Regions from separate parts of the Homo sapiens genome. Here all the other regions are linked to region 1. The links are chromatin loops, found by intact Hi-C in ENCODE. Cell type or tissue: HCT116. All regions are shown on one strand. Region 1 has its middle 13 kb from the start of NOS1AP. Region 2 overlaps NOS1AP (nitric oxide synthase 1 adaptor protein). Region 3 overlaps NOS1AP (nitric oxide synthase 1 adaptor protein). Region 4 overlaps UHMK1 (U2AF homology motif kinase 1). Region 5 has its middle 11 kb from the start of C1orf226. Region 6 overlaps NOS1AP (nitric oxide synthase 1 adaptor protein).

Region 1 (5,000 bases):
GGGGAAATGGGGAGTTATAGTTTAATAGGTACAGAGTTTCTGTTTGGGATGATGAAAAAGTTGTGGAAATGAATAGTGGTAACGGCCATGCAACGTTGCAAATGTACTCAATGCCATTAAACTGTACACTTAAAAATGGTTAAGATAAATTTTGTTATGTATATTTTACAATAAAAAAGTTTTAAAACAATGAGATTATGCATGTAAAACAGCACAGTTTCTGGCATGTTGTAAGCTCTCAGTTGATATCTGTTATTATCAGATGCATGCCATGGTGGCATTAGTGGTGCGTTGAGACAAGAAGGTCCATCCAGCCTTTCAAAGATGTGTTTTGGGAATACATTACATTGGCTGGTGCCCAGGATTTCTCCTCCTAGGCCCTGTGTCCAAACCTATGCATGCCTGTATTACCTGGCTCTACAACTATGGTATATGCAATTTCTTGGCACACCAGGGAGGCATTCATGGCCTACTGGGTTACAAAACAATAAAGTTTCTGGTCACCATGGCTAGCTGTCATGTAAGTTGTAGGTTACCACGATGAGGTAGAAGTAGATCTCCTGCGTAAAGTGGAGAACTAGCAGATAATTTGTGGGTACCCCCAGGTCCCCTCCCAGCCTACTACAAAAGGTGATTTCCAGAGACCAGCATGCCCTACCAGGCTGCCAAGTCATAATGCAAGGATTCAGCCCGCACACAGGTGCTCTTGAGCCCTTTTAAAAACTTAATTTGCTAACACCTGCAGTCACCCAGTAGAAGTAGTTTTAGCAAGGCTGCAGGGGTCCCCAAAACACCACCATGTGTGAAAAGTAATAATCCTGGCATTCTGGTATGCACCTACCGCCTCTGCCTTTCATAATAATAATAGTTTATTTTCAGTCCATGCCGTATAGTTTTAAAAAGCCTTTTGTTTATATTTGTTTATATTTCACCTAATCCTTATGAGAACCTTCTGAGAGAGGTACAAGTATGGCTCCCATAGTGCAGAAGAGGAAACTGAGGCTGGGGAAGATTATAGGGTTTTTCCGAGATCACATAGGTATAAGCACTGGAGCCAGGTCTGAAGGCAAGCCACCCTCCATGCTCACCCCACGCCTTCTGTGTATTCCTTCTCTTTAGTCCTTGACTTTTATAACCCTCTCCACTGTACCCCTATCTACCTGTGGCTCCCTTGATAGGAGGGACTTTCTGAAAGAAGACATGTCTACAAAGCAAGATCAAAGAAAAGGTACTTTGCTTTCCTTATGGCTCCCTAGGGAAAGTGTCAAGTTCTTGAATTTGGAATGGCAACTCCCTCTCAAAAAGCCTTTTAGGGATCCCACTACCTTGATGCCTCTCTAAGCACTATTACTCCCCAGACTTCTATCTTGCTTTACTGACCCATATCCCACCTGACATCCCTACAAGGCAAGGAGCAGAATTTTGATGTCGCCCCCAACTGAATGGTAACGTGGTTTTTTCAGCATTCAGAACATCCCCTGCTGTCTCTATCTATCCTCTGGCATTCACAACATATAAGACTACCGTTTGCTCCCATTCCCCACATATTCTCCATACAGTCCTTTAGCAACACTTTGGATTCTGAGTTTAACCTACATACAAGTGCCATCTGGGACAGTGAAATACACCCCACTGACCTGCAACCAAGTTCTCTCTGCTCGGGGGCCAAAGACTTCCACTCCTAAGAGTTGTGCCTGAATCAGAATTGCCTTTACTACCCTCACAGCCAAGACTCTCCCACTCGGCGCTTGCTCTTTCTTTCGTTAGTTGACTCATGAATGAATGAATGATTCATTTTTCCAAGATTAATGCTATAGACATGCATTTTGTCTTCCTACCTCAGTGAGTTGGTGTGAACCAAAATATTATGTACAATTCAGGTATGGAAATGAAATGTCAAGGAAAGTTCATTTGTGACTCGGAATACTATTGAGACACCCACCCACATCTCAACAGGGCTATTGAGTGCTACCAAAGCCCCCTTAGCTTGTATTGTGTTTCATAGCTATTATTTCATACACAGCTTGGACAGGCAGAGGATAGTTACAAAAAGGTTATGCAATCTTTCTCAGGTCCTTTTCCTAGCATCAGTTATGATTCTAAATTAGGGAGAGCTTGTGACATTTCCACTCTGATTTATCTCCTGAGCCTCATTTTCTTCATTTACTCTTTGTCAGCACCTGCCCCCTGCTCCCAGCCATCTTGCCATAACCAATTTCTGGTCATGTCGAGGTCAGGGCTCAGGACCGGAACACTTTCAAAGGCTCCAGGAAATAAGAATCTATGCCGTTCTATCATTTCCAGTTTTTCCATGATTTAGGGCAATTCAAAGCCCTAAATATAGAAGAAGCCATCTGGGTCAGCTCTTTCTACCCCTGGCCTTTTTTTGGGTTGGTGCAAAGATAATTGAGGTTTTGGCCATTACTTTTAATACATGGGAGGAAGCTGAAGCCCGGGGAAGTTAAATGGCTTTTGAAAGGCACACAGCTAGCTGAGAGCAGAGCTGAAGCCATAGCTCAGGTTTCTGGGTCCCGTCATCATCCCACTAACCTGGCAGAGCTCTGCAAGGCTATGGCCCCCAAGCAGGGCTCCCCTGGCTGGCCAAACATCGCCTGTTCATGGGTCACTCAGCTGATGGCTGCCTAGTTCCCTGCTGTTCTGTGGATGGCAAAACAGTCTCTGGTGCCCTCAAGAGGCAGAACTGAGTAGTGGTGCCCTCCTAAAAGATCTAGATGCAGCCTGAGAAATGAACCCTCAGATCCACCTCCACCCCCATTTTACAGAACACATTGGATTCATCTTTTTATTTTAAAGATCATGAAACATGTTTAAGAATATCAAAATATATTTGAAACACAAACTTCCCCTAATGCCCTCAAAAGCATAGACTAGAGGCCGGGCGCTGTGGCTCACGCCTGTAATCCCAGCACTTTGGAAGGCTGAGGCAGGCGGATCACAAGGTCAGGAGATCGAGACCAGCCTGGCCAATATGGTGAAACCCCCATCTCTAGTAAAAAAAAAAAAAAATACAAAAATTAACCAGGCAGGCAGCATGCGCCTGTAATCCCAGCTACTCAGGAGGTTGAGGCAGGAGAATTGCTTTAACCCAGGAGTGGAGGTTGCAGTGAGCCAAGATCACACCACTGCACTCCAGCCTGGGCAACAGAGCAAGACTCCATCTCAAAAAAAAAAAAAAAAGAAAAGAAAAGAAAAGAAAGCATAGACTAGAACTAGAGCCTGGACCCCTGTGAGAACCAAGAAGCCCGTAGGCCCAGGCCATGTGCCTACTCCCCTGAGAACCTCTCCAGAACCTAAACTTGAAAGGTGTGAGCAGAAAGGAAAGGTGGTGAGGTAAGGTAACTCCATGGATAACCAGGTGCTGGCTTCTCTCTTGGTCATAGGAGAGCCACAGCACTGCCTTCTCATCAAAGGCTGGAAAAACCTATGTTCAGGATGCACAGCCCTGGGTGGTGAGTCGGGGCTGACTCATAGTAAACAAGAAATGGGCAAGAATATCTCCCTGGTGGTGTCCTGAAGCCCTGGCCTCCCTAGAGGTGCTGGGAAGGGAAGTGTGAGAGTACTACAGGAATGTGCACGGGAAGGAGGAAAGGAACCAACAAAGGGTGATCTAGATGGGGGGGACCACGGGTGGAGGAGTCAGGAAGGCCTGGGAGTTCTCAGAGCAGCAGTGACAGGGGGTGAGCCCAAGCCATCAGCTTCATTGCTAAGAGCTATAAGGAACCCAGGGCTGTCTGCATCTTTGTTCTGTAAAAGACATCTAGACACTGGGGCCTTTACTAACCACTCACACATACTCTATGCAAGCAAAATTAATTGTTCTATTGTCTATTCCCATAGCCCTGTGTAGACACTTACCTTGTGTTACATTTTGTTTCATATCTGACTCCAACTATCCAATTCGACAAATATTTATCCAGTGTTTCTGTTTGGCAGGGACTGTGCTGCCACAAAAGACTTAAGCAACTCTGTCTCATTTGTCTCTAAGTCTCCTGCACTGCCAGCAAAATGCAACTTGATAACTATTAGATTTAAATACTGTATTTTTAGGCAGGACAAATAGAGATGCTGATTCCATTTGTGAAGTATGGGATTCTAGGCACTTGGGTTTCTAGTTCATAGTTCTATGTGTTGTTCTTATATATGTGGCCAATGGGGGCCGTCCTCTCCCTGACCCTCTACTGTCTTTTTCTTCCTCATCCTCACTCTAAGGAAGATGGTTGTATCAGTCAGGGTTATTAACCCCAGCTTCTGTCACAAATAATCCCTAATCTCAGTAACTTAGCACAATAAAAGTTTATTTCTCACATAAATTTTTTTAAATATTTTAAAATTATACTTTAAGTTCTGGGGCACATGTACAGAACGTGCAGGTTTGTTACATAGGTATACATGTGCCATGGCAGTTTGCTGCACCCATCAACCTGTCATCTACATTAGGTATTTGTCCTAATGCTATCCCTCCTCCTCTCCCACCCCACACCCCGACAGGCCCCGCCCGGTGTGTGATGTCCTCCCTGTGTCCATGTGTTCTCATTGTTCAGCTCCCACTTATGAGTGAGAACATGCAGTGTTTGGTTTTCTGTTCTTGTGTTAGTTTGCTGAGAATGATGGTTTCCAGCTTCATCTGTGTCCCTGCAAAGGACATGAACTCATCCTTTTTTATGGCTGCATAGTATTCCATTGTGTATATGTGCCACATTTTCTTTATCCAGTCTATCATTGATGGGCATTTGGGTTGGTTCCAAGTCTTTGATATTGTCTCACATAAATTTGAAGATTCTGTTTCTTCACACACTTCCAGGCACAGCAAAGCATAATGGCAAGTCACAGATTCAGACATTCCTGGTCAAGCTGCTCTCCTTGGCAGCTCTCTCCTAAAGTGGCAACTCAGCATCCAGGCTCCTTCTATCCTGTGGCTCCACCATCCCCTAGGCCCTCCTTGTCACCTCTCCTGGATCCTCTGCATTCAGCCAAATGGC
Region 2 (5,000 bases), 300 kb before region 1:
CTCAGGAAAAAGGCTGGGAATTGGCAAACTGTGAATAGACCTGGCCTACTTAACACTTGCCAATCAGCCACAGTGCCCAGATCAGTTCTGAGACTATGTCGGCCCAGCCCATGGCCATGCAGGTGCCAGCTACATCCCAGCTTCGCTTCGAGGCTTAGCTATACTCTCATTCACACCCTTGAACTTCTGGTCCACCTAAAAGCAGGAAGCTAGTGCAGCCAGGCAAGCCTCATGCTGGGTCGGAAGAGCGGTCAGAGGGACTTGGGTATTCACTACTTACCCACTGAGGTCTAACCCGGAAATACTTAAGAGTTGGTTGAATACCACCTTTGCCCATATACCTTTAAGGTCAGGGCGGGCCCCTTTGAGACCAGCTCAGAACCAATTTAGGGTGAGGCTGGGAGAGGTCTTGCGGTCTTAGACCAAATCAGGACACTGTGAAGGAAACCTAAGCCTGGTCCCCATGGCAACAGCAGAACTAGACTAGTCTGTGGGAAGAAATGGGGGTGGTGGGGGGGGGACGACATAAATAGTGCAACAAGTGACATCAAGGGTACACTTGTCTGCAAGAAACTGTCTTTATCCTTAGATTTTTATCCAGGAACAACATAGGAGGATTTGGATGCTCTCCGAGAGAAGGAAACTATTCCCACCTGAAAGGCTGAGGTCATAGTTTTACTCACTGGAATTCTGGGGACTGCTGGTAGTTTAATAAAGACAGACAGAAGCCTTGCAGTTTGGTGGCAATAGAGTCTGACAGAACAAGTAAGAGCTGACCTCGTGCTGGAAACTGAAATCAGCCCCCCCCCGCGTAGAGAAACCAAGCTTGCTATACTTGGTCTATTTCAAATGTGTGAAAGATGCCAAGAAGACCCACCTATTAATCCAGCTACATCTTACGTAATTGTTTTTACCCAAGGATATAGACACTAGTAAAAAAGCCCTTGAATTAAACACTACAAAGAAAGTGGAAGAATGAACAGTGTGCGGAGAAACCTCTAACTGAAGGTCAGTTTAGGACCGAATCCGTCTGCAGGACAGGAGAGCTGAAAGCCAGCTGAAATGTACAATATCCCTGCTGTGGTCCTGGACAGCAAAAGCAAGATGCGAACAGAAAGAAGGTAGTCAGAGACAGATGGGCATGGCAGACAGAGGTACAGGAGTATGTTCAAGAACCTATCAGATGACCCCAACGTCCTATCTGATGATTTTGGAAGCCTAAGACTCTCCCTAAAGTCATCTCACAAATGTGGGACACAGATGCAGTATGGTGGCCTTTTGATCACCACACTGCTTGTATTGAGAGTCAAGCAGGGCAACTATATTCAACAGATTCCAAGTGAGTGAGAGGCTAAGGGTGCTCAGCCTGTGGACATGTGGAACCGAGAGAGGCTCATGAAGCAAATCTCTAATACCACACCCTTTCCTTCCCCTAGATTCATTGTCTTCTAGGAGAGACACAATTAAAACAGGGCCAGGGCAGGATTTCCCATGGAGACTGACAATTGATTCTATACCAGAAAACTACTCTTAAGGTTTCATCCTGACTGTAGTAGACCTGTGATAAGTTACATGTCTTGTTGCTTTGGAGATTGAATGCTTCCTTCCACCGCCACAACACTATTGTGTGGATTACACATTTGCAAATAGTTTCTCTCTAGTACTTAGCAGTGACTTCGAATTCAAATGCCTCCCTGATAAAATCATATCATGAATATGCATCAAGCCCACTCTTAGATAAATAATAATTACTTGGCAATTGATACGCTGCAAAATAAAAGTATTATGTTCTGTATTCAATGGGAAACTTGTGGAAATGAAATGAGTCTGAGAATGGACCCGTGCTGCAGTGCTTAGTCTTTGTGCTCCTGTCAACTGTCACACTAGGGAGGGGATTCTCAGACTGCTGTGCCATCATTAACTACAGGAGATGGATTCTTTTATTTGACAAAGAGAAATGATTTTTTTTCTCCAAATATAAGAAGCCATTAATGACATTCCCCCTCTCTGTTGCTGTTTTGGGAACACCTGCAAATCCTCCTAGCATCACGAGATATCCTTTTGTTTCATGGTAAGACTTTTTAAAAAGACTCCGATAACTTGAGAGCTGTGTCCCATTGACTCTACTCTCCTGAAACCTGGCTGCAAAAGTCATCCATGAGCCTTGCATCTCAGGCCCAGGTCAGGAGAGACCGTGTTACAAGAAGGTCTTCTTCAAACCCTGAGTCATAGCAGATCCTGTTATGGCCAGGACGCCGGATGCCTCCTCAAGGTGGAAAGGTGGAAAGGATATCTCTGGCTGGATGATTCAGTCCACTCAAGAGCCAGGACAAGAGTAAGCAGAAGACATAACAGAGAGCAATAAGTGCTCCCTGGAGAAGTCTGCTCCCCGCCATTCTAGAATGCAGAAAACCTAAGTGGTCAACAGTCTGGTCAAGCAGATTTAGAATGTTGATGCAGGCTGCCTTTCCAGATCCTTTACCAATTCTTCCAAGCCCCAACTGCCCCGTCTCCTAAGATCTTCATGCACTCATCAGGCCCTGACCCTGCCTCTCGCCTCAGGATTCAGCCTTGGGTATGAATGAATGTCTTCACCATTCCCTGAGTGCTGGTGGTAGAGAGGGAGCTCAGACTTCCCAAGAAAGATGTGGACTACAGCGCCCTCTATAGAAAGCAAACAAGAAGAATCCCTGCTGAAAGCAGCAAGGGAAATCAGCTCACCCTCCCCTATAATGTAGCAGCCCCCGAACAAGTTTTTTGGGGTACAAACACCACCTTGATTCTGAGATCTAAGCCAATTCTTTTCATTATGGCTCAAATAATACACCTAAATTCCTGTAAGTTAAATCCTACAATAATGAATTCCAATCAAATACTGCCTGGAATAAGTAGATCGTAATGAAGGCTGGGAAACCTGTTATAGACACGGAGACTGGGATGCTAGGGTAGTAATCTTTTTACAACAGTGTTTGGCACAAATTCATACTTTAAGCTGTTTTAAGAGTGGTATCATAAAGCCACAACTGTTCTGACTCCAAAGGCATCACTTTCCACCCCAAATATCAGGAAAGTAAGGCAGGAAAGGAAGGGTGGAATTGTGTGCATCTTTTCCCTTGGTCAGTTCAAGTCATTAACAACATTCAGCCAAGCCAGCCAAGCCCAGCTCAGAGCAGGGGATACATGGGAAACCAAAATGTGCCTCTCCATTTCAACTGCATCCCCCATCTATCCCCCTCCCGCTGCCCCCACTCCCCAACAAGCAATGATCCAATAGCATGAGCGATTCCTTATGACTCCCTAGATTTTAAACCTGCCCTGAGCCCCTCGCTAGGGAAGGTGCATCAAGCCCATGAGAGTGGAGCCTGCGAAGTAGGGAGGAGGCTGAGGAGAACCTGGGCCACAGCCACTTGTGTCTGCTGCTGCTGCTGCTGGAGGAGCTGCTGGAGGAGCTGCATCTGGTGGTGAGTGGACAGCGGTGTCTCTGTGCCCAGGCCTGGAGGCTTCGAGGAAGAAGAAGGGAGCAGCATCCTGGGTGAGGCTGTCAGCATGGGCTCCTGGGGGTGCGAAACCTGGAGGAGAAGGAGAAGACAGGACATGACATGTGGCAGGAGCCATCTTGAGGGGCCTCCCTCTCTTTGGCATGCACTCAGGAGGAGCAAATTGGCACACTTACAACCCATAAGCTGACAGCACTATATCTTCAATGGAAATGGGAGTAGAGGCCCAGAAAGGAAATGGTGTAGCTGCCTGGGCTGATACCACACAGTCAGAAAATCGTAGGGGGACTAGGGGGACACCTCGGTAACTGACCCCGATGGGAGACTGATGGCTGATACTGCTCCATCTCTTGCCCACCACTTCCAATGATACCCTGTCACTGAGTTCCTTGAGGTTCTAGACTTAGAAGAATCTATTTTAGGAAAACGTAGCTTCCATCCACCCTACCATGATAACAGGAAGGACCCAGCTTCAATCCTCTACTCTGCTGTGTCCTTAGGGCTCCCTCCTCCAGGGTCTGAGATGTTCCTTCTCCCTTGTTGGGAGAAGCGTGGAGCTGGGTCCTGGAGGAAGGGGCCATGTGAGGGGGCTACCTCCTGCCCTCCACTGCCTCTGGTGAGAACCATCGGCAAAGAAGTTTGGATCCTAAAATATATAATGATCTGGAGAGATCCTCTTAGATGAAAGAAGTTCCTGTGTCCTTCCCTCCTTTCCTTCTGTCTCCCTCTCCTGTGGACATTTTTACCAAGATGGCTTCTACGATTCATAGAATTCCATGGCAGGGAAAGACATTTTGTTTCTGGCAGTTCTGCTGTGGGGACTTCTTCAGACATACACAAGGAAGGCCCCCAGTGACACAGGGCTGTTTCCACTTGTAGAGGATAAACTGGTTCCAAAGGAAACGTCAGGCAGCTAGTTTAGAACTGAACTGCCCTCCAAACCTCCATGTGAGATAAGATATGAATGTTAAAGAGAGAGAGGTGCCCTGATATAAACCGCCTGGGAATCTAAGGGTAGAGCTATTGGTCAGTAATTTTGCTTCTGGGTTTAAAACATTTTTAATTAGCTTTGGCTTCAGGTTGGAATTTGATCTCAAGTTCTTAGTTTCTTAATTGGATCACATTAGGAACCCCCAGATGCCACAGTCATCTCACCTATATGATGTTAGGTTAGAGCTGATGAAGACTAAGGTGGTCTCTCAGTTTCTGACATCCAGTGGGCCAACTTCCAGACTCCAAAGTGCTATCCACAGGAATTACCAACGGTATACCACCGCTACTGCAGGCAGAGCGGGCCCAAACTGACTTTGCTCTACTAGCTAAGTCACAGGGGAGTCTGTGTGTGTGTGTGCCAGAGTGAGCCTTGCAAAATACTGTGCAAAGATGAGATGCTGTTAAGGGAAGAGGGTGCCAGGGAGTAGGAGACCAAATATTGGTGGGATTTGGGGAGGGCGATGTGTGTCAGGAATCAGCTCCACAGCATCCTGGCCTGCAGCAGCATCT
Region 3 (5,000 bases), 170 kb before region 1:
CCTTCAGCAAGTTACTAAACCTCTGTGTGTTAGTTTCCTGTATATGAAATGGGAGAAACAACCATACCTATGTATCATAGGGTTATTATGAGGATTAGATGAGTTCATTTATGACAAGGACTTAAATCAGTGTCTATTACATAATAGAGTGCATAATAAAGGTACATAATAGGTACATAATAGGTACATAATAAAGCAAATAACTATTTGCTTTAAAATTTTTTTAATATTCAGATTTGGGGTTGGTCTCATGTACTTTCACCCTTGGTAAGCCAAACCAGCATAAAATTGAGGCAGGTTAGCAGAATCAAAGCACAAGAGAGAATCCCACAGAATGGGCAAGCTGTCTTGTAGCTGTGTCAGCAGACCGCATCTGCAACACACACACACACACTTAGACACACACACACACACACACTCTAAGCACAAAAGAAGATCACAACACTCTTCAGCTTCCCTGAGGAAAAGAAAGAACTTCCACTTTGTATGACAGAGCAGGGAAGATAAAATGTTCTACATAAAAGTGGCAAAATAAATCAATTCCAATAACAGCCTTTTAATTCTCTGATCCCCAAGAGGAAAAAAGGAAGTGAACAATGTCAAGTATTCCAATCACAGCCATTAACAAGCAGCTTTTAACAGAAACTGAATAAACCACCTTCCCTTGTCCCATAAATTCAGAGGGATTAGGTTTTCTGCCACCTCGAGGACTCCCAGTCATGACCTTTCAAACTCAGAATGGCAAGATCTTTGCACTTTACAAACCCAGGTTTGCACAATTAACTGGAGTCAATCCCATTTTCCAAGGTACCTATTTCTCTCTCAAATTGCGACCAAATTGAAGCTTAGGGGCCTAGACTTCTAATAAGCTCCACTGCTTAGAGTTACAAAGGATACCTCTGTGCTACAAGAGCATAAACTTTATGTGGATAAACTGTGTGTGCTCATTAAACCAACTTTGAAAATACATAAATGTAGGAAGAAGAAACCAAAACAGCCCAATACTAATTCCCAAAGATAACCATTGCTAAGATTTCAGTGTATTTCCTTTCTTTTTCAATACATAGGTGGTTTCTGTTTGAACTTCACATAAGCCTTTTCCTAAAATTTTCGTAACTTTTTAGAACATGGCTTTTAATTATATGTAATGCTCCATATGTGGCCACATAATTACTATAATCCTGTGCCAGTTATCAATTTATCATCTCTCAGCTCCAAGTCTCTCCTGCTTTGCCCTGCTTTCTGATACTGGAGAGGAACCCTGTAGTCACTGGTCATATATAGCTACTGAGCACTTGAAATGTGGCCAGTATGACAGTACAGTTTGTACTAACTGTACATTAGTGCAAAAACATAAAATATCAATAATTGTATGTTGATGACATATTGAATATTTTAAATATATTGGGTTAAATAAAATATATTATTAAAATTAAGGCAACAAAAACATAAATAAATACATTGGACTGCATTAAAATGTAAAACGCCTGTGCAAAAGACACAACAGAGTAAAAAGACATCACACTGAACAGAAGAAAATGTTTCCAAATCATGTATCTGATAAAGGGTTAATGTCCAGACTATATAAGAAGTACAGCTCAACAACACAAAAGCCAAATAAGCCAATTTTAAAATGGGCAGAAGACTTGAGTAGACATTTCTTCAAAGAAGACACCCAAATGGCCAGGAGGCATATGAAAAGCTGCTCAACATCACTAATCATTAGGGAAATATAAATCAAAACTATAAGGAGATGCCACTTTACATCCATTAGGATGCTCACTATTAAAAATCAGAAAAGACCAAGTGTTGGCAAGGATGTGGAGAAACTGGAACCCATGTACACTGTTGGTGGAAATGTAAAATGATGCATTTGCTATGGAAAATAGTGGTTTCTCAAAAAATTGAAAATAGAATTACTATATGATCCAGCAATTCTACTTCTGGGTATATATCCAGAATAACTGAAAGCGGGGTCTTAAAGAGATATTTGTACACCTATGTTCACAGCAGCATTATTCACAATAGCCAAAAGGTAAAAGCAACCCAGCCAATCCATTGACATATGAATGTATACACAAAATATGCTACCTACATACAATGAAATATTAGCCTTTAAAAGGAGGAAATTCGACACCTGCTACAACAAAGATGAACCTTGAGGACATTATGCTAAGTGAAATAAGCCCATTACAAAAAAACAAATACTGCATAATTCCACTTATATGAGATACCCAGAGTAATAAAATTCATTGAAATAATGAGAATCGTGGTTAACTGGTGTTGCAGGGAAAGAAGAAAGGGAAGTTGTTGTTTAATGGGTGTAGAGTTTCAGATCTGCAAGATGAAAAAGTTTCGAAGTTTGGTTTGCACAACTACTGAACTGTACCTTGAAAAATGGTGAAGATGGTAAATTTTATGTTATATCTTACCCAAATTTAAAAATTAGTATCACCAGATTCTTTTTAGCTTTTTAATGTGACTAGTAGAAATTCTGAAATTACATATGTGGCTTGCATTATATTTCTATTGGACTGAGCTGCTCTGAACATTTCCCCATTGCCAGCTGGCACAACATTGGGTCCTGTCAGTAGAGGGTGCTGAAAGGAAAAGCTTCTCTTCCTGGTTCTAGTGCTTTTGTTCTTACTTCTATGGCACAGCAGGCAACTTCCTGGCCAATGGGATATGGGAGACCCAGCAGCATACACCCCTCCGTCCGGTTTTGCTGGCGCCCCAGTGGACAGCTTCCTGCTTACCAGCCCTGTCCTGTGGTGCTCCAGTGACTTCTCTACCATCCAGTGGGCCCCAGCCACTAACTCTGCAAGGAGATCTGAGTCTCAGCTTTGGGGGATCCCTTCCTAGTTTATTCTTCCTTGGACACTCTCACTCAGCCCTAGGGACACAGGCTGCTTCTCTTGTATTCTTTAAAGTTCTTTTTACCCATCTTAGCAGTTGATTTTCATTTACTAGTTAATAATTCTTCATACTAGATTTTCCATTCAAATTACAGGTATGATTTCTGTATTGGATACCATTAGTAATGAAAAAAGTTGCTGAAGAAGTGTCACAAGGCTTTGAGCAGTTGAGACACGTCTTGCATTTCCCACTGTTCTTCTCAGGTTCTAGCTCCCCTCCTCCTCTATTTTCAGTTCCCTAAAAACAGAAATGTATGTTTTTCATTGTATTACTACCACCCTGGGATTATCATTCAGGGAGCACATTAAGAACTGAAACTCATAAGTCAATCAAGGGCTATGTCTTCTACCATTCATTCAACAAACATTTATGTACTTAGCTCCTATCACGTGAGGGCAATATGCTGGGTGTGGGACAGAGGGTGGTTGAGAATTTGAAAAAGAAAAAGTAACACAGAGAAAATAAACAGGAACAGGTGAAACAGAAACTCAGGCTTCAAGCACCTAACAACCCAGCAAATAAAAATAAAGGATGATACAATTCACTATAATGTAATATTTAAAAATATAAAATAAGCAAATAATTAAAAATAAAAGAGGCAGACATACCATTCTGGGTACCCTAATTGGCCATAGGAAAACATGTAAAGAAAACAAAAAGAAGTTTTTGCAACATTCTGTCCTCCTCAGGGCTTTTTCTTACTCCAGGGTTTCCTCTCTCCCCTACAGACATCTAACCAGTATCTTACTAACCAAGAGTTGTGTTCTCAGGAGCAATCCTAGATATTATATCTGCATGCTGCACAGGCCTGGTTCCTATTCTCATGCTTGCCTCTGCCTCCTTCCCGAGCCACAGCCAAGCAGCACATTACTAGAACAGTCCTAAAGAGCCAGTCAGCTCTATTTCACCTGTTAGGATCATGGCCCCAGACTCCAACTTCATCCCAACTTCCACATTGAACACAGGATTAAGATATTACCTGCTCCCAGGAAAATTTTAGTTCCAGAATTTCCATTTAGTTTATTTTAAGAGACTCTAGTTCTCTGGCAAATTTCTCCATCTTATTATCTATTTATTTCAATGTATTAATTACAGTTATTTAAAAGTCTATGTCCAATATGACTGCAAGTTAAGAAGGTCCTGTGCAATTCTAATTCTCCTGTGTATTTTTTTTCTCTTGTTTTACCATCATTTGGTTTTACCATCTTAAGCATTTGGTAATGTTTTATTGACTGCCAGACATTGTATTTGAAAAATGATAGCGTTAATTTGAGGGTCTGAACGATGTTATCTTCCTCCAGAGAGTACTTGTTTGCTTTTGGCAGGCAGCCGGGGTAGAGAAAAGGAACCTTGATCCATTTGAGCGAGTTAGAAGGTAAGTGTCAGCCTTGCTGGGCGCTGGTCTATTGCCAGCTTGCCCTTACTCCTGAGAGAAACCTTCTGGGGGTCCAAACTGAAAGCCTAGGGGGTTCACCAGGCCCCTCCTCCTTGGCGAGTCTTGAACTCCTATTCTGTCTCCTCAGTTCTGAGAGACTGTTGAAAGCTCTGGCACCTAATTTAGCTTCTTTGCTGCCACTTACAAACTGGCAAATACCTGGAGGGAAAAGTGGCATCTGATGGCACATTTCTCTTCATTTCCTTCATCTCCACCATTCTGGCCTTTCTAGGCATCAATGCCACGGTATTCTCCAAGGAGAGTTATATTATTTCTATTTACACTCACAGTAAACATATATACGCTTTTCTGGTATTCACAGTGGAAGGATTAGTATAATACAAACTAGTCTGACAAAATCAGAAGAAACTCAAGAAAAAAATTATGATGGTATATCAGAGCTTCTCAATCTAACCTCTAAGCCTTTTCTCCTTCAAACTTTCCAGCCCTTTATCTCTCCGTGCTTCCTCACTTCTGCTCTTCAATTCATGATCTCTTCAGCTATGTTGATCTCTTCGACTGTTGACTTCATTACTTGCTCCCTGCCTCAGTCCTATATTTTTCATTTCAGATATTTCCAATTGGATCTTTTCATATTGGCCTATTATTTAACAACCTTCTATTTTTATTTGAGAAACGCTCCTGTCTT
Region 4 (5,000 bases), 450 kb before region 1:
CTGCACAGCCAAGGAAACAATGAACAGGGTGAAGAGACAACTTACAGAATGGGAGAAAATATTTACCAACTATACATCTGCTAGGGGAGTAATATACAAGATATATAAGGAACTCAATTTGGCTGGGTGTGGTAGCTCACATCTGTAATCCCAGAACTTTGGGAGGCAGAGGTGGGAGGACTGCTTGAGCCCAGGAGTCCGAGACCAGCCTGGGCAACATGGCAAGATCCTCTCTCTACAAAAAAATTTAAAAATTAGCTGGTGTGGTGGCATGCATCTGTAGTTCCAGGATCACTTGACCCTATGAATTCAAGGCTGCAGTGAGCCATGTTTACACCACTGCACTACAACCTTGGCAACAGAACGAGACCCTGTCTCAAAAAAAAAAAAAAAAAAAGAAAAAGAAAAAAGAAAAAAAGAGCTCAAATAACTTTATAGCAAGGAAACAAATAGCCCAATTAAAAAATGGGCAAAAGACCTGAACAAACATTTCTCAAAAGAACACATAAAAATAGCCAACAGTATATGAGAAATGCTCAATATCGCTAATCAACAGGAAAATGAAAAACCAAAACCACAATGAGGTATCACCTCATACCTATTACAATAGCTATCATCAAACAGACAAAAGACATAAAGAAAAGGGAATCCGTACACATTGTTGGTGGGAATATAAATTAGTAAAGCCATTATGGAAAGTAGTATGGAGGCCCCTTAAAAAAAATTTTTAAAAAAGAACTACCAGCAATCCCACTACTGGGTATATATCCAAAGGAAATGAAATCAGTATGATGAAGAGATACCTGTAGGCCCACGTTTGTTGCAGCACTATTCACAATATACAAGATATGGAATCAACCTAAGTATCTATTAACAGATAAGTGTTCATTTCTTGCATGTTAGCTTAAAAAAAAAATTAAAAAACAGATGTGTAAAAAGTAAAAAAAAAACAAAAAACACAGATGAGTAAAAAAAGAAAATATGATATATATATACACAATGGAATACTATTCAGCCACTGAAAGGAGCAAATCCTGTCATTTTCAACACAGATGAACCTGTAGGGCATCATGTTAAGTGTTATAATAAGCCAGGTCCAGAAAGACAAATACAGCATGATCTCACTCATATGTGAATTCTAAAAAGTGTTGATGTCACAGAAGTAGAGAGAAGAATGGTGTTACCAGAGGCTGGGTGGGGGCGTTAGAGGAGAGAGGAGTTTGGGGAGACATTGGCCAAAGCCAAAAGATGCCTAATTACAGTTAGATAGAAAGAATAAGTTCAAGAGATCTACTGCACAACATGGTGATTCTAGTTAATGATGATATATTGGATTCTTGAAAAACATAGGGAGTGAATGTTAAGCACTCTCATCACAAAAAATAACTATGTAAAATAATGCATTTGTTCATTAACTAGATTTAATCATTCCATTATGTATATATACTTTAAAACACGTTGTACATGATACATACAATTTTATGTCATTAAAAAAAGAAGACCGAGATGCTGTTATAGTCTAATAAAATTAATGTATCTCTATATAGCTACTGAAGTGTTTGTGGCATAAAAAGACCATTATTTCCTTATTGTAAGTAAGCATTTATAAAGTAAAAATAAGCCACTTAAAAAACAAAAACTAGGCCAGGCGTGGTGGCTCACGCCTGTAATCCCAGCAATTTGGGAGGCAGAGGTGGGTGGACCACTTCAGGTCAGGAGTTTGAGACCAGCCTGGCCAACATGGTGAAATCCCGTCTCTACTAAAAAATACAAAAAATTAGCCAGGCATGGTGCTGTGCACCTGTAGTCCCAGCTATTTGGGGAGGCTGAGGCAGGAGAATCACTTGAACCTGGGAGGCGGAGGTTGCAGTGAGCCGAGATCGTGCCACTGCACTCCAGCCTGGGCAACAGAGTGTGACTCCATCATACACACACACATACGAAAAAAAACCTATAGTGCCAAACTATCAATAGTTGTAAGATTTGCACTATATTGGCATCTATGTGTAAGAAGGCAGAGGAAAGCTACAATTGATCTGATGAACCAGAAAAAAAATAAACCCAAACAGCCAAAAGGTACTCACTGGACTGCACAGCAAGATGCTGGAGAAAAGCAGCTGAAACTATAAGGGGTTATACATTCTAATACTAAGTGAATACAAGCAGTTCTTTGTAAAATCATAAGAGGTTGGAGTAATCTAGACACTAAGACCTCTTAAAACTAACCAGCCAAAGCTTTCTTTCAGTGCAAAGTCCCACAGTGAGAAGAAATCTTGGGAACACAATCCAAATTGAGCAGGATGAGGGGAGAGAGAGAGGCACCAGAAAAAAGCAGAAGAGAAGAGCCAGGAGATCTCTGAAAAAAGCCACTTTTTGGGGAATATTATACAAAACAACAGAAGAGGGAGCCCTATATAAGAAAAGTTATCCCAAGTATATTTTCTTTAAGTTTAGGAAAATAATTTTCACATAAAAATGGGCAACATAAAAAGGATTATAACTGACTGTGCGTGGTGGCTCACGCCTGTAATCCCAGCACTTTGGAAGGCAAAGGCAGGAGGATTACTTGAGCCCAGGAGTTCAAAACCAGCCTGGGCATCATAGTGTGACTTTGTCTACAAAAAAAATAAACCAGGCATGGTGGTGTATGCCTGTGGTCCCAGCTACTTTGGAGGCTAAGGTGGGAGGATTGCTTAAAGCTGCAGTGAGCTGTGATCACACCATGGCACTCTAGCCTGGGTCACAGAGTGAGACCCTGCCTTGAAAGAAAAGAAAAGAAGAGAAAGAAAAGTATCTATTGTACAAAAAAAAAACTGCAAAATGATAAATCTCAGATAATGTATGCCAGAAAGATATGACCATTATAATCTACTTTTTTTTTTTTGAAGACAGAGTCCTGCTCTGTCACTCAGGCTGAAGTGCAGTGGTGCAATCTTGGCTCACTGCAACCTCCGCCTCCAGGATTCAATCGATCCTCCTGCCTCAGCCTCCAGAGTACCTGGGATTACAGGCAGATGCTGCTAGGCCCAGCTAAATTGTGTTTTTAGTAGAGACGGGATTTCACCATGTTGGCCATGCTAGTCTGGAACTCCTGACCTCAAGTGGTCTGCTCACCTCAACCTCCCAAAGTGCTGGGATTATGGGTGTGAGCCTACCATTTCAAAATGAGCTAAATGGCCAGGCGTGGTGGCTCACGCTCATAATCCCAGCACTTTGGGAGGCTGAGGCAAGCAGATCACTTGAGGTCAGGAGTTCCAGACTAGCCTGGCCAACATGGTGAAACCTTGTCTCTACTAAAAACATGAAAATTAGTTGGGCCTGGCAGCATCCGCCTGTAAGCCCACCTACTCAGGAGGGTGAGGAGGGAGGAACGCTAAAACCTGAGAGGCGGAGGTTGCAGTGAGCACTGTGCCACTGCACTCCAGCCTGGGTGACAGAGTGAGACTTTGTCTTCTCCTCCCCCTGCAAAAAACTCAAATGAGCTAGACATTTTTAAAAAACGATATAAGATGTGAAAGAGCAACAGAAAAAAAATTGAAAATCACAAAAATAAGGTAATAGAACTCAGGAAAGAATTAGACATTTTAAAAATCATTTCATAAAATAAAATTACACTATAAGAGATACAAGGATGAATAAACATAACAAATAATGTCTTAAAGAGTAGGCAAAAAGGAGGATATTTTTAAAAATAAAAAAGAGGCGGGGCACGGTGGCTCATGCCTGTAATCACAACATTTGGGGAGGCCGAAGCAGGCGGATCACGAGTTCAGGAGATCGAGACCATCCTGACTAACATGGTGAAACCCTGTCTCTACTAAAAATACACAAAATTAGCTGGGTGTGGTAGCGGGTGCCTGTAGTCCCAGCTACTCGGGAGGCTGAGGTAGGAGAATGGCGTGAACCCGGGAGGCGGAGCTTGCAGTGAGCCGAGATCACGCCACTGCACTTCAGCCTGGGCGACAGAGTGAGACTCCGTATCACAAAAAAAAAGAAAAAAAAAAAGAAAGAATGGGTTGGGGGTGGTGGCTTATGCCTGTAATCCCAGCATTTTGGGAAACTGAGGCTGGAAGGTCACTTGAGTTCAAGACCAGCCTGGCACATGGTGGGACCTCGTCTCTTAAAAAAAGAAAGGAAAAAGAGATAATATAGAATCAAGATAAAATGGCAGCTGGGCGTTGTGGCTCACGCCTGTAATCCCAGCACTTTCGGAGGCCAAGGCAGGCGGATCACGAGATCAGGAGTTCAAGACCAGCCTGGCCAATATGGTGAAACCCTGTCTCTACTAAAAATATAGAAATTAGCCAGGCATGGTGGCAGTAGCCTGTAATCCTAGCTACTTGGGAGGCTGATGTGGGAGAATTGCTTGAACCCAGGGGACAGAGGTTGCAGTGAGCCGAGATCATGCCACTGTACTCCAACCTGGGCAACGAGCAAAAACTCCGTCTCAAAAAAAAAAAAGAAAGGAAAAAATGGCAACATTGAATATAAGGCAAAGAAAATCAAACGTATGTAGACGAGGAGGACATGAAAGTGAAAACCAAAAAGAACAGAAAAAATATTTAAAAACTGTAATTTAAGAGACATACCGTATTTCTGAGAATATTGACCCAGAACAATCAAAATCAAAATATATTTTGATAAAATTACTATACATGGAAGAAAAAGTTAAAATCCTCTGGGCATCTAGACAAGAAGACCAAGTGACTCTTTTTTTTTTCTTGAGACAGAGTCTCCCTCTGTAGCCCAGGCTGAATTGCAGTGGCACGATCTTAGCTCACTGCAACCTCCACCTCCCAGGTTCAAGCAATTCTCTGCCTCAGCCTCCTGAGTAGCTAGGATTATAGGCACGTGCCACCAGGCCCGGCTACTTTTTTTGTATTTTTAGTAGAGACGGGGTTTCACCACCTTGGCCAGGCTGGAAGACCAAGCGACTTTTAATGAAAAGGCAATTACTGAGTCATCAAACTTTCAACAGAAACACATGCAGTAATATATAG
Region 5 (5,000 bases), 340 kb before region 1:
AGCTACTTAGGAGGATGAGGTGGGAGAATCGCTTGAACCCGGGAGGTGGAGGTTGCAGTGAGCCAAGATCATGTCAGGGCACTCCAGCCTGGGTGACAGAGTGAGACCCTATCTCAAAAAATATATATATAGTAAATAAATAAATAAAAATAAACTTATCTGTTCCTTGACATTTTTTAGTACAGTACTTTCTTATAAAACTGAGTTTGAGACTCTGGTGGGGTGGGGTGGGGTGGAGTGGGGGGGCATCTTCAATTACTATTTAAATATTAATACTTTTTGATTTGTTAAAATATTTTGCCAATTTTGTCTTTTTTTGTTTTTCTAGAAATGTGTCAATTTTGTCTGTTTTCACAATTATTGGCAGATAGTTTGTAATATTCTTGCATTATTTTAATGCTTTCTTGTGACTGTAGCAACATCTCCTTTCTCACACTGTGTCTATTTGGATCTTACTCTTTTATATTTATTGATTTTATCTATCTTATTAGTCTTTTCAAAGCCAGCTTTTGGTTTTGTTCATCTTTTTTGTTACTGCTTTTAAATTGTTATTCTCTATTTATTTGATTTCCAGCCTCATTTTAGGGGGGCTTATCTGACTTGTTTTCAATACTTATTATTTTCTAATAAATATATTTATAGTTATGAATTTAGCTCAAAGTACTATTTTAGCTGTATCCCATAAATTTTAACACAAATAGTGGTTATTGCAGTTTAGGTCAAAGTATTTTTAATTCTTGTAAAAGTATCTTCTTTAATCCAAAAACTATTTAGTAGTTCATAATTGTTTTCAAACATACATTTTTAGTTATTTTAGTATAGATTTCAAACTATATCACGTTAAGGTTGGATAACAGCCTGACTTCAATTTCTGAGGCTTCCTTGCTGACCTGGTATATGTGAACATTCTGTGAATATTTCATTTGTTTGAATTACTCTTTCTATTCATTTTAAAGCTTGTTCTCTTTACCTCTTCCCCAAATGTATTCAAGATTATAGATTATATAAAACAAATATTTTCATAGATTTGCATATTTTATCTATTTGATCTATCAGCGTCAGAGAAAGATAAATCTTTTAATTCTATATATAATAGTATTTAACTTTCTGATTATAATAGTTAGTATATTAACTAGTTTTTGTTATTTTACCATTTTTATTTTAACTGTTTTTTAATATTTTTATGTGTATATATTTTTATTACTATTTTATCATCTTCATTTCCTTTATTTTATAAAGTATTCCTCCTTGTCTCTCATTAGTTTTGCCTTTATTTATATTTTACATCATATTAAAATTGCTATCTCAACTTTTATTCATACTTTCCTAGTATGTAATTTTCTGTCCTTTCATTTTCAAGTTTTTACACCTTTTATCTCTGTCTTCTGTGGACACAATATTGCTGGATCTTTTTTTTTTTTCCAATTTAAGATTCTCTCCTTTTGTTTGGTGAGTTCAAAACACATGTTTATTATAATTTGTTCTATTGGAATTTATACCGCCATCTTATACATTCTTTCCATTTGCTATACATTTTTTCCTTTTTTTCTCCTTTTCTGCTTTCCATTGAATAGATCAAATTTATCTCTGTTAATTTGAAAGCTCTATTAAAAAAATTTAGTGTTTACCCATAACTTATTAGGCCCTGTATTTTTATTTTTCTCTATAACATTGTAAATATATCAATTGTTATAATTTAACATGCTCTCATTTCTCTTCTGTCACCATCACCAATCCCATCAGATTTTCTGAAATTATCTAAAATTTTAATTGTTATTTACTCTTTTGGGTCCTTTATCATTTAAATAACAGTATACTTTACTGAGTCAATTAGTCATCCTTCTTGTAAATTTAAAAAACACATAGCACTCTCCTGAGTTTCTCTTCTTGGCAGAATATTTTCTGCAAAAGTATTTTGCATATTTGAAAATTGCTATGAGAGCAGATTTTAAGTGTTCTCATCAAAGATGGTCTTTGAGTGGTAAACCTTTTGCGGTCTTTTTAATTTTAGATTAATTTAAATGATAGTTGAGCTAAATATAGAATTGTAGGTTTAAAGTTATTTTCCTTCAGTGATATAAAACATATTAAGTTGCTAGCACTTTATGTGTAGGTTTCTTACTGAGATGTCTAATGTCAATCTGATCCTCCTTCACTGCTGAACTTTTTCGTGGAAAGTTGAAAAATGGCCTGTCTTCATGATCTTAAATTTCACTGTGATGTGTCTAATAGTGAGTTTTTTCTTCTCTATCAAATATGAAACCTTATAGGCCATTTTGCTCTTGGGATTTTAATCTTTCTTTACTTTTATTACTATTTAAATGAATAGAATGAATGAATGAATGAATGAATGAGAATTCTCATTCATTTTTCAAAGATTTCTTCTATTTTTTCCCTCCTACTGGAATTTCTAATTAAGAACTGTCCTCTCTTTTATTTTGCCCTTGAAATGATATTTGTTAAGTGATCTTAGGAAAGATACAAGCCTCTCTAAAATGGAGACAATATTTATCTCATAAATTACTATTAGTTTTGTCATGGAAGTCTTCCTTTCAGTTACCAGAAACTGCAATACCTGATGCCAGCCACAAGAGGCCAGACAGCCATCAAGAAAACTAGTACTGCTTGAGGGTTTTATTTTCCTTTCTTTCCTTCCTTCCTTCCTTCCTTCCTTCCTTCCTTCCTTCCTTCCTTCCTTCCTTCCTTCCTTTTCTTTCTCTCTCTCTTTTTTTGTAAAGCCCTGCTGAGTACCATGGTAGCTATTAGACCTGAAATATTTCTTTAGCAAGTATTCTCCAAACAGTACTCACTTCCCCATTGAATGCTTAATCTCCAGTGTCGATAACAGGATTAGTTTCTAAGCCAGGCTTCCCTGAGTTTGCAATGTGAGATGTAATAGGTGCTCTTGCCACTCCTACTGCAGGGCGAAATTCTTGCAATTCAGAGAAGGCTCTTACCGACACCCTTAAGAACGAATGTTTTCAGGAGGTACTATTGTTAGCTCTGTCACTTACTGGTAGAGTGACTATGGGCAAATTGCTAAGACTCCCTAAGCCTCTGGTCAGCTTCATCTAGAAAATGAGGATAATGACTTACCACATAAAGTTACTGTGGAGCTTCACTGAGATGACGCCAGCCCAGGTTAACATGTTAACAATGCAGTCTTTGTTGTTTCCTCTTTTGTAAAATGAGGGGACTGTGGAATGGGTCTTTAAATTCCCATCCCATGTGAATATGCAGTGTTTAATGAAACTGTATTACTCCTTGGAGAAGATCTAACTCAAAAAGATGTTTCTGAGCCATGAACGTTTCCTGGAATTATTTATCAGACTGGCGCGATGGAGATAGAGAAGTAGGGGAGGGTGGCTGTTCCTCAGGCCTGAAGACTTAGGTCTTCCCAGAGAGTTCTGCCTCTCAGTTGTAAGACCCAGGGAATTGGCTTAGACATCATCTCAGTCTCAGTTTACCTCTTCCTAACATGGGGCTGAAATACCTCCCTCACAAGATAGGATTCATGAGATCGTGTGTGTGAATCTCTTTAAGCACAATAGAATAACATCCGTATCTGGAAAATGGGCTTAGTAAGACCTCCCTTGGAGGGCTATGAGAAAAACAAATGAGACCATGTGTATAAATTGATTAACACAATTCCTGGAGTATATAGAAGCTTCAGAGAATGATAAAGCACCAATTAACAGTCAAGCCTAACACAGTGAAGTAGAATGTTAAGAATTGGAACTCAGAGCCCTGTAGGCAGCTCCCAGAGGTAGGCAGGTGCCTGGCACTGAAGCACAGCCCTTCTTGCATTATGCTGGATATAAGTGCTTGCTTCTACCAGCTCCGTGGCAAGGTGGCATCTGTCCAAGGAACAGAGTTAATGAAGGCTCCGGCTGCAGATAAATGAGCTTCACATTGGCCCATTAATCACTTTCCACTTCGAAAATGGCCACCCTCAATCCTTCTCTGTGGAGTTGATGATCATGTACAGAGGCTGCCTGCGGATAGAGATCCTGAGGAAGAGGGGCTGAAAGAGTCCTGCTGGTCTACCCCAGAGCCTGTCTAGTCTGTTCCACACAAATTCAACTGCAGGTTTCCTGAGTTTAGTTCCATTCAAAGTGCATCTTTATCGAGCTCCTGCAATATGCCAGACACTGTGCTGGGAACCGAGGAGTCAGGGATGAAGATGGCATGGTCCCTGCCCCTGAGCTCAGAGACCTGGGGGAGAGAAGCATGAGGATGAAGCGACTTTCTATGACACATGGAGAGTACCGTGATGGAGGAACACATAGGATGCTACGGGAACGCAGAGAAGGGGTGGGGTGGTGTCCGGGAAGCCACCTGGAGGAAGGGATGCCTGAGTGGAAATGTGAAAGATGAATTAACATAGCCTAGTGAAGTCAGAGGAAAGGGACGGGAAGGTAGAAACGTGACCCGGGCAGATGGACCATCTTAAACACAGGCATGGAAGCAATTCGGAGCAGGCTGGGGCTCTGAGGGAAGTACAGCACAGAGGCAGCAGTGGCAGTCGCCGCCAGCTAGGCAGGCAGGCCGGCCACAAATAATCCAGAGTGCGGAGAACCCACCTGACACCTCCCCCACATGCGTCTTAGCAAGCCTCCTGGCCAGGTCACAGCATGTGCCACCTACACAGTCGATGACTGATGATTAAGGGGGTGGGGTAGGGAGAGGCATGGACAAGACTGCCACCCCCACCTCCCCCTCTAGCTTTCTTACACGTGAAATCGCTTCCTAGATGGCTTACACAGCCTCTCCGGGAGGCCCAGTTCCTAGAAATGTCACACATTGGCCAGGTCTAAAGACTACTTGCCAGGTCAGCTGCAAAGACTTCCTGACACATAGGACCCAGGATTTAAGCTGAACAAGGGAGGCTGGCTGCAACAGAATTTACCAAGTACCAGGAGATTATGGGAAGGCAAAACAACAGGGGCAGTCCCCGCTTGTCTTGAGCTTTCCTATCCAGCAAGGGGGATCCATCCATT
Region 6 (5,000 bases), 220 kb before region 1:
CCATTCATTCAATACATGGTTAATGAGCTGTCTCATGAGCACACAAACCCCATTTTATAACAGAAAGCAAGAAGAGAAATAAGAACATATTGGAAATTAACTTCACAGGACCAGGAACATTCCACACCCAGGGACACATGTCAATAACGTGGGAAGGGTATGAAATACCAGTGAGGACAGAAAAACATGGTAAAGAGACCTTCTGAACTTAAGGAGGGCTTTGGGGCAGGAAATATTCAAGCTCGTTGCTGTTTGGAACGTTGAGAAGGTGGAAGAGCGGTTCATGCACACACAGATGTTCTGTGAGGAGGCTGCATTTCCACAGTGTCAGGAGACCAGCATGATGGCATAGGGCAAGTCAAACAGGCCCTGGCATGGAAGGCAGCGGCAGCCTCAAGTGCAAGCAATCTCGGACTGTGTACTCAGGGGAGCTCCAAGTGGCGGTTGCTCCCTGTAGAGAGGAGACGAGATAGCCCCGGGAATACAGCCATCACTTTTCTCTGACCAGGAGCATGCTGACAGGTCACGGGTAGCTGAACAACAACCTAAATGATTAAGGGGCCTGAAGGGCTGATTTATGAAGCAAGATGAGTACCAGTACTAACAATCATCTGCTGCTTTCAGCTGCTTTCTTCTCTATATCTCTCACAGCATGTTAAAAACAAGTATTAGAATCTTCTCTTCTTTAAGTAAAAAAAGAGACAGAGGTGGATGGCAAGATAAAAATACAACAGTATAAACCCTACTCCGGTCAATTCTATCATTCTCCACTAATATCTAGCCTAGACTGTCCTCTAAACTCCTCTAAATGGTTAATATATGATGTAAGTAGGAAGACTAGAGACATTAAACAACGTTCCTGGCAGAAAGCAAAGGTACTTATTTAAGGTGATGAATGTCCCAGTCACCCTGATTTGATCGTTACAATCTATATGAATGTATCAAATTATCACATGTACCCCAAAATATACACATCCATTATGCAGCAATAAATAGTCTTGCAGAGGAGTGGGGCAGAGATAACACTGTTACCACAGTATGATTCATATCTACACACACACACACACACACACACACACACACACACACACACACACACGTAGAAGGAGTAAACGTTTCCTAGTATTTAGAAGAGTCATGAATCAAGGATTTACGGTTTTCTGCCTCAGACCAAAAGTGGGTATGAGACAAATGATGAATCCTTTTGTCTTTCTAGGGCTCAATTTACCTCTCTTGAAAAGAAGGTAATCAATCATGTTTAATAAACCTCCCAGCACCTCTCACTATCTGCCACACACATCCCACACTTACCTTGTGAAGTTAGGTTAAACAATTTGCATGAAGTATTATGAAGTCAAAGAAGCTACACTGAATAGTAATGCTATTTCACAGCAAGTATTCACATTCTTAGCTACGTGACCTTGAGCAAGCCACCTACCCTACAGAAGGGTATAATTCTTCCCTTCTGTGAAGCCAGGGTATTGGGTTAGATTACACCTTCCCAGCTCTAAACATGACTCAATGTGATATGAACCTTCATAGCTCTTGTAGGAAGAGTTAGATGGGCAGGCACACTTGAGGAAGGTGGGGCAAATGTATACCAACATAGAAATGAAGGCATTTGGTGAGGCCAGGTCAATCCCAGAAGCAAGGGAAGAGGATGGAAGGCAGAAAGGATGCAGACAGATGGGGAAAGTTCTAAAATGGAAAAGAAGTTACTATAGTTTTGCATAGAAAGTAGGAGGGTGCTTAAGGGTTTTAAAAAGAGTGAAAAATAGAGGTGCAAATCCTGAACATAATCTTGGCAACAGCACTAAGGAATCAGGAAGAAGAGACACTGTAAATGAGAAATCTAGGAAAGACTAGAGACATGTATCAAGCACTGCATAGTAAGAATAAAGAAAATATCTGGATGAAATCACTATATAGACTGAGAAGCAGAATAAGGAAGTGGTCCCTAAATCCCTTGCCTGGAAAAGGTAGCAATGTTTTCACCAATGCCAGCACAGGTGAACACAAGAATGTGTTATACATTGAAAAAGTCTATCTTGCACTGGAGAATCAGGTAATAGGAGCTAGACAGGATGTGGGGGTCACACAGCCATTCATGTGGGACTGCTTTTCCTATGCTCTCCCAAGTCTTCTACCCGTTGAATTTCCCCATAGTACGCTTAGGGTGAGCTTAGACTTTCTAACATGATGAGCAAGAGATAAGGGTAAATTTGGAAAACCTGTGCTTGCATTCATCCATTAGGATAATACAAGTTCCAGATGTAAGGTGGCTGGGAAGAGAGAAACTACAGTAGGCAGAACTGATGGCCCCAGTGAATATTCGTGGTATAATGAAAGGTATGATGAAGAAGGTAATTCTTGAGAGATACTGAAGAAACTATTTGAGAAGGAGGAGGAAAATAATAAAATCAGAATTTGGAGGGCTCTCGAAGTCACAGTGTTGTCTCTGTCGAGCAATCATTCAGCCTCTAACAGAATACTGGCAGCTCTCTTTGAAAAGTAGTTTCTTACAATAAAACTGGAAGCTACACCCAGAAGATTCCACTTATATGATTCTCTAAACTGGTGCTTCTCAAACTTGAAGGTCCATATAAATCACTCAGGGACCTTGTTAATTTATAGGCCATTCTGCAGGTCTGGGGAGAGCCAAGGGTTCTTTATTTCTAGCGTAGTCTCAGATGATGCTGACACTACTGGTCCACAGACCACACTTTGAGAAGCAAGGAGCCAGAACCACAGTATGTAAGTCCAAAAGGTATTTGGATATGTCAGCTTTGTGAACTAACCATCTCTAAGGTTTCTTTCAGTGCTAACATTCAATGATTCCTACCAATTATATATGTCAATATTCTGAGTTACATAAAAATTGAGACATGAGGTGTTTCTCAGGAACAACCACCTTAAGATGGCCCCAAATCAAACTCTAACATACAACTCTCATACATAAATGATATAAATACAGTAACCAATACACAAGTTCCCAGAATGGAGGGGAATCTGAAGTTATTGACTTCTTTCAAGGCATAATAATTATCTACTGTCAGTAGGTGGCAATATTTCCTCGGGGTTATGGGATTGTAAAGTGGAACCATGGTTCCCAGCCTGGGCTGTAAACTAGAGCCAACTGGGAAACTTAAAAAATACTGGTGTCTGGATCCCACCCCCAGAAGTTTTGATGTAATTGGTCTAGAGTGCAGCCTGGACATTGGGCTTTTTTTTTTTTTTTTAAGCTACCCAGGTGATTCTCATGAGCAGCTAAGACTGAGGTCCACTAAAGTAGAGTGAGGTTTAGCAGACCATAGAAACTAAGAAGTCAGTGCTGGTCATCAAGTCACTCCTGATTCCCTGCGTCTCCCCGTTCTTCACTGGGACTGACTGATGCACCACATGATCTCTATTCCATCTCATCTTCTCTTCCAGCCCATCACCATAGGTAACTCCAAAGCTGCACCAGACATTACGTCGTCCAAATTTCTATGACAACAAATGAACTTGGGTGAAGAGATGCCAGGATGGTTTATGTAGGAAGAGCACTGTTTTCTGCAGGACTGTTTTCACCATAGCAAAGTGCCATAACCCAACTCATCCCCAGTACCAGCCTTGACTCCGAGGGTCAGTAAATTTTTTTCTGTAAAAGATAAAGTGGTAAATATTTTATGTTCTGAGAGCTATGTGATCTTTGTTGCAACTATGCAACTCTCTTGCTCCAGCACAAAAACAGCCATAGACAATACAGAGATAAATGAGTGCAGCTATGTTCCAATAAAGCTTTATTTATAAAGGCGCTCAGTGGGCCAGAGTTGATCCATGAGCCATGGTTTGCCAACTCCTGCCTTACCTCATTTGAGTTCCCTCTGAATTTTCTGTCTCCGCTCTATTAAAGCATGTGGCATTACCAAGCACAACCACTGTGACATCCAGAGTGCAGGAAGGAGTCTACTGGATAGAGACTGAAATGCGTGGGAGGGCCCCCGAAGACAGATGAGATTTGAACATGGATCCAAAGCAGAGCAAGGTGACTATTCAGAAACGAGGATGAAAATGGGAAGAAGCCCCCACTACAAACTGCAAAATCCTAATCCTGGGATTATTTTCCCATAGGAAAAACAATCTGTGATGTGAGGCAGGTTTCCCCCTCCAACTATGATGGAAATCTAAAGTCAAACTTGACAGGGAAAGAGAATGAACTACTGAGAGTGAGATGTGACCAGATCAGGCAAAAAACCAAAATGAACATGAAAATAAACCTCATACCTTATGCCAGAAATAATTCAAAGTGCATCACAGGCTTAAGTGTAAAACTATAAAACTTTTAGAAGAAAATGGTAGGCAGATCACCTGAGGTCAGGAGTTCAAGACCAGCCTGGCCAACATGGTGAAACCCCATCTCTATTAAAAATACAAAAATTAGCCGGGTGTGATGGAGCATGCCTATAGTCCCAGCTACTCAGGAGGCTGAGGCAAGAGAATCGCTGGAACCCAGGAGGCAGAGGTTGCAGAGCCAAGATCGTACAACTGCACTCCAGCCTGGGTGACAGAGTGAGACTCCGTATCAAAAACAAAAAACAAAACAGAAACAACAACGACAACAAAAAACTTTGTGACCTGGGTTTATATAGAACTTCTACATATGATACCAAAAGCATGATCCATAAAAAATAAAAAACTGATTAATTGAACTTCATAAAATTAAACTTGCTCCGTGGAAGCCAGTTTTAAGTGAATGAAAAGACAAGTAATAGACTGGGAAAAAATGCTTGCAAATAGGACACCTGACAAAAGATTTGTATCCAGAATACATTCATATAAAGAACTCTCAAATCTCAACAGCTGTAGACAACACCCGAAGTAAAAAATGGGCAAATGACTCAAATGGACACTTGATTAAAGGGGATATATTGAAAGCAAATAAACACATGTAAAGAAACCAACAAGTTTTGGTAGTTGGTTCAGTGTTTTTGTCTAACAGGAGGAATTGAGACAGGTGA

What was found. Hi-C counts contacts between places; a loop is a spot of excess contacts. Peaks named below come from ENCODE experiments on the same cell type or tissue, not always from the same donor. Only the 100,000 strongest peaks of a DNase experiment are listed, where the experiment ranks them.
Region 2: it touches region 1 in a loop (4-fold over the local background); 7 of 110 quality-filtered maps call a loop at or near these places.
Region 3: a loop joins it to region 1, with 2.7 times the contacts of the local background. A loop is called at or near these places in 17 of 110 quality-filtered maps.
Region 4: a loop joins it to region 1, with 4 times the contacts of the local background. A loop is called at or near these places in 20 of 110 quality-filtered maps.
Region 5: a loop joins it to region 1, with 7 times the contacts of the local background. A loop is called at or near these places in 98 of 110 quality-filtered maps.
Region 6: it touches region 1 in a loop (14-fold over the local background); 92 of 110 quality-filtered maps call a loop at or near these places.

The regions. Positions count from the first base shown.
Region 1 is chr1:162,053,843-162,058,842 of GRCh38, reverse strand. No RefSeq gene overlaps it. Among named protein-coding and RNA genes, the nearest start is that of NOS1AP, 13 kb to the left of the region's middle. RefSeq lists an enhancer at 2,352-2,866. In HCT116, a CTCF peak has its summit at 2,682 (motif pointing left); DNase peaks (open chromatin) are centred at 2,672 and 3,482; H3K27ac peaks cover 696 bases.
Region 2 is chr1:162,355,529-162,360,528 of GRCh38, reverse strand. It overlaps NOS1AP (nitric oxide synthase 1 adaptor protein), which reads right to left. Exons shown (of 10, transcript NM_014697.3): 8 at 3,393-3,569. Among named protein-coding and RNA genes, the nearest start is that of MIR556, 15 kb to the right of the region's middle. RefSeq lists a silencer at 2,560-2,782. In HCT116, CTCF peaks have their summits at 2,480 and 2,680; a DNase peak (open chromatin) is centred at 2,638.
Region 3 is chr1:162,227,952-162,232,951 of GRCh38, reverse strand. All of the region lies in intron 2 of NOS1AP (nitric oxide synthase 1 adaptor protein), which reads right to left. Among named protein-coding and RNA genes, the nearest start is that of MIR4654, 73 kb to the right of the region's middle. In HCT116, a CTCF peak has its summit at 2,545 (motif pointing right); a DNase peak (open chromatin) is centred at 2,671.
Region 4 is chr1:162,506,587-162,511,586 of GRCh38, reverse strand. The region is part of intron 4 of UHMK1 (U2AF homology motif kinase 1); the gene reads right to left. Among named protein-coding and RNA genes, the nearest start is that of UHMK1, 11 kb to the right of the region's middle. In HCT116, a CTCF peak has its summit at 2,396; no DNase peak of the experiment used is centred here.
Region 5 is chr1:162,389,882-162,394,881 of GRCh38, reverse strand. No RefSeq gene overlaps it. Among named protein-coding and RNA genes, the nearest start is that of C1orf226, 11 kb to the right of the region's middle. RefSeq lists a silencer at 2,689-2,983. In HCT116, a CTCF peak has its summit at 2,581 (motif pointing right); a DNase peak (open chromatin) is centred at 2,611.
Region 6 is chr1:162,274,764-162,279,763 of GRCh38, reverse strand. The region is part of intron 2 of NOS1AP (nitric oxide synthase 1 adaptor protein); the gene reads right to left. Among named protein-coding and RNA genes, the nearest start is that of MIR556, 65 kb to the left of the region's middle. In HCT116, a CTCF peak has its summit at 3,051 (motif pointing right); a DNase peak (open chromatin) is centred at 3,043.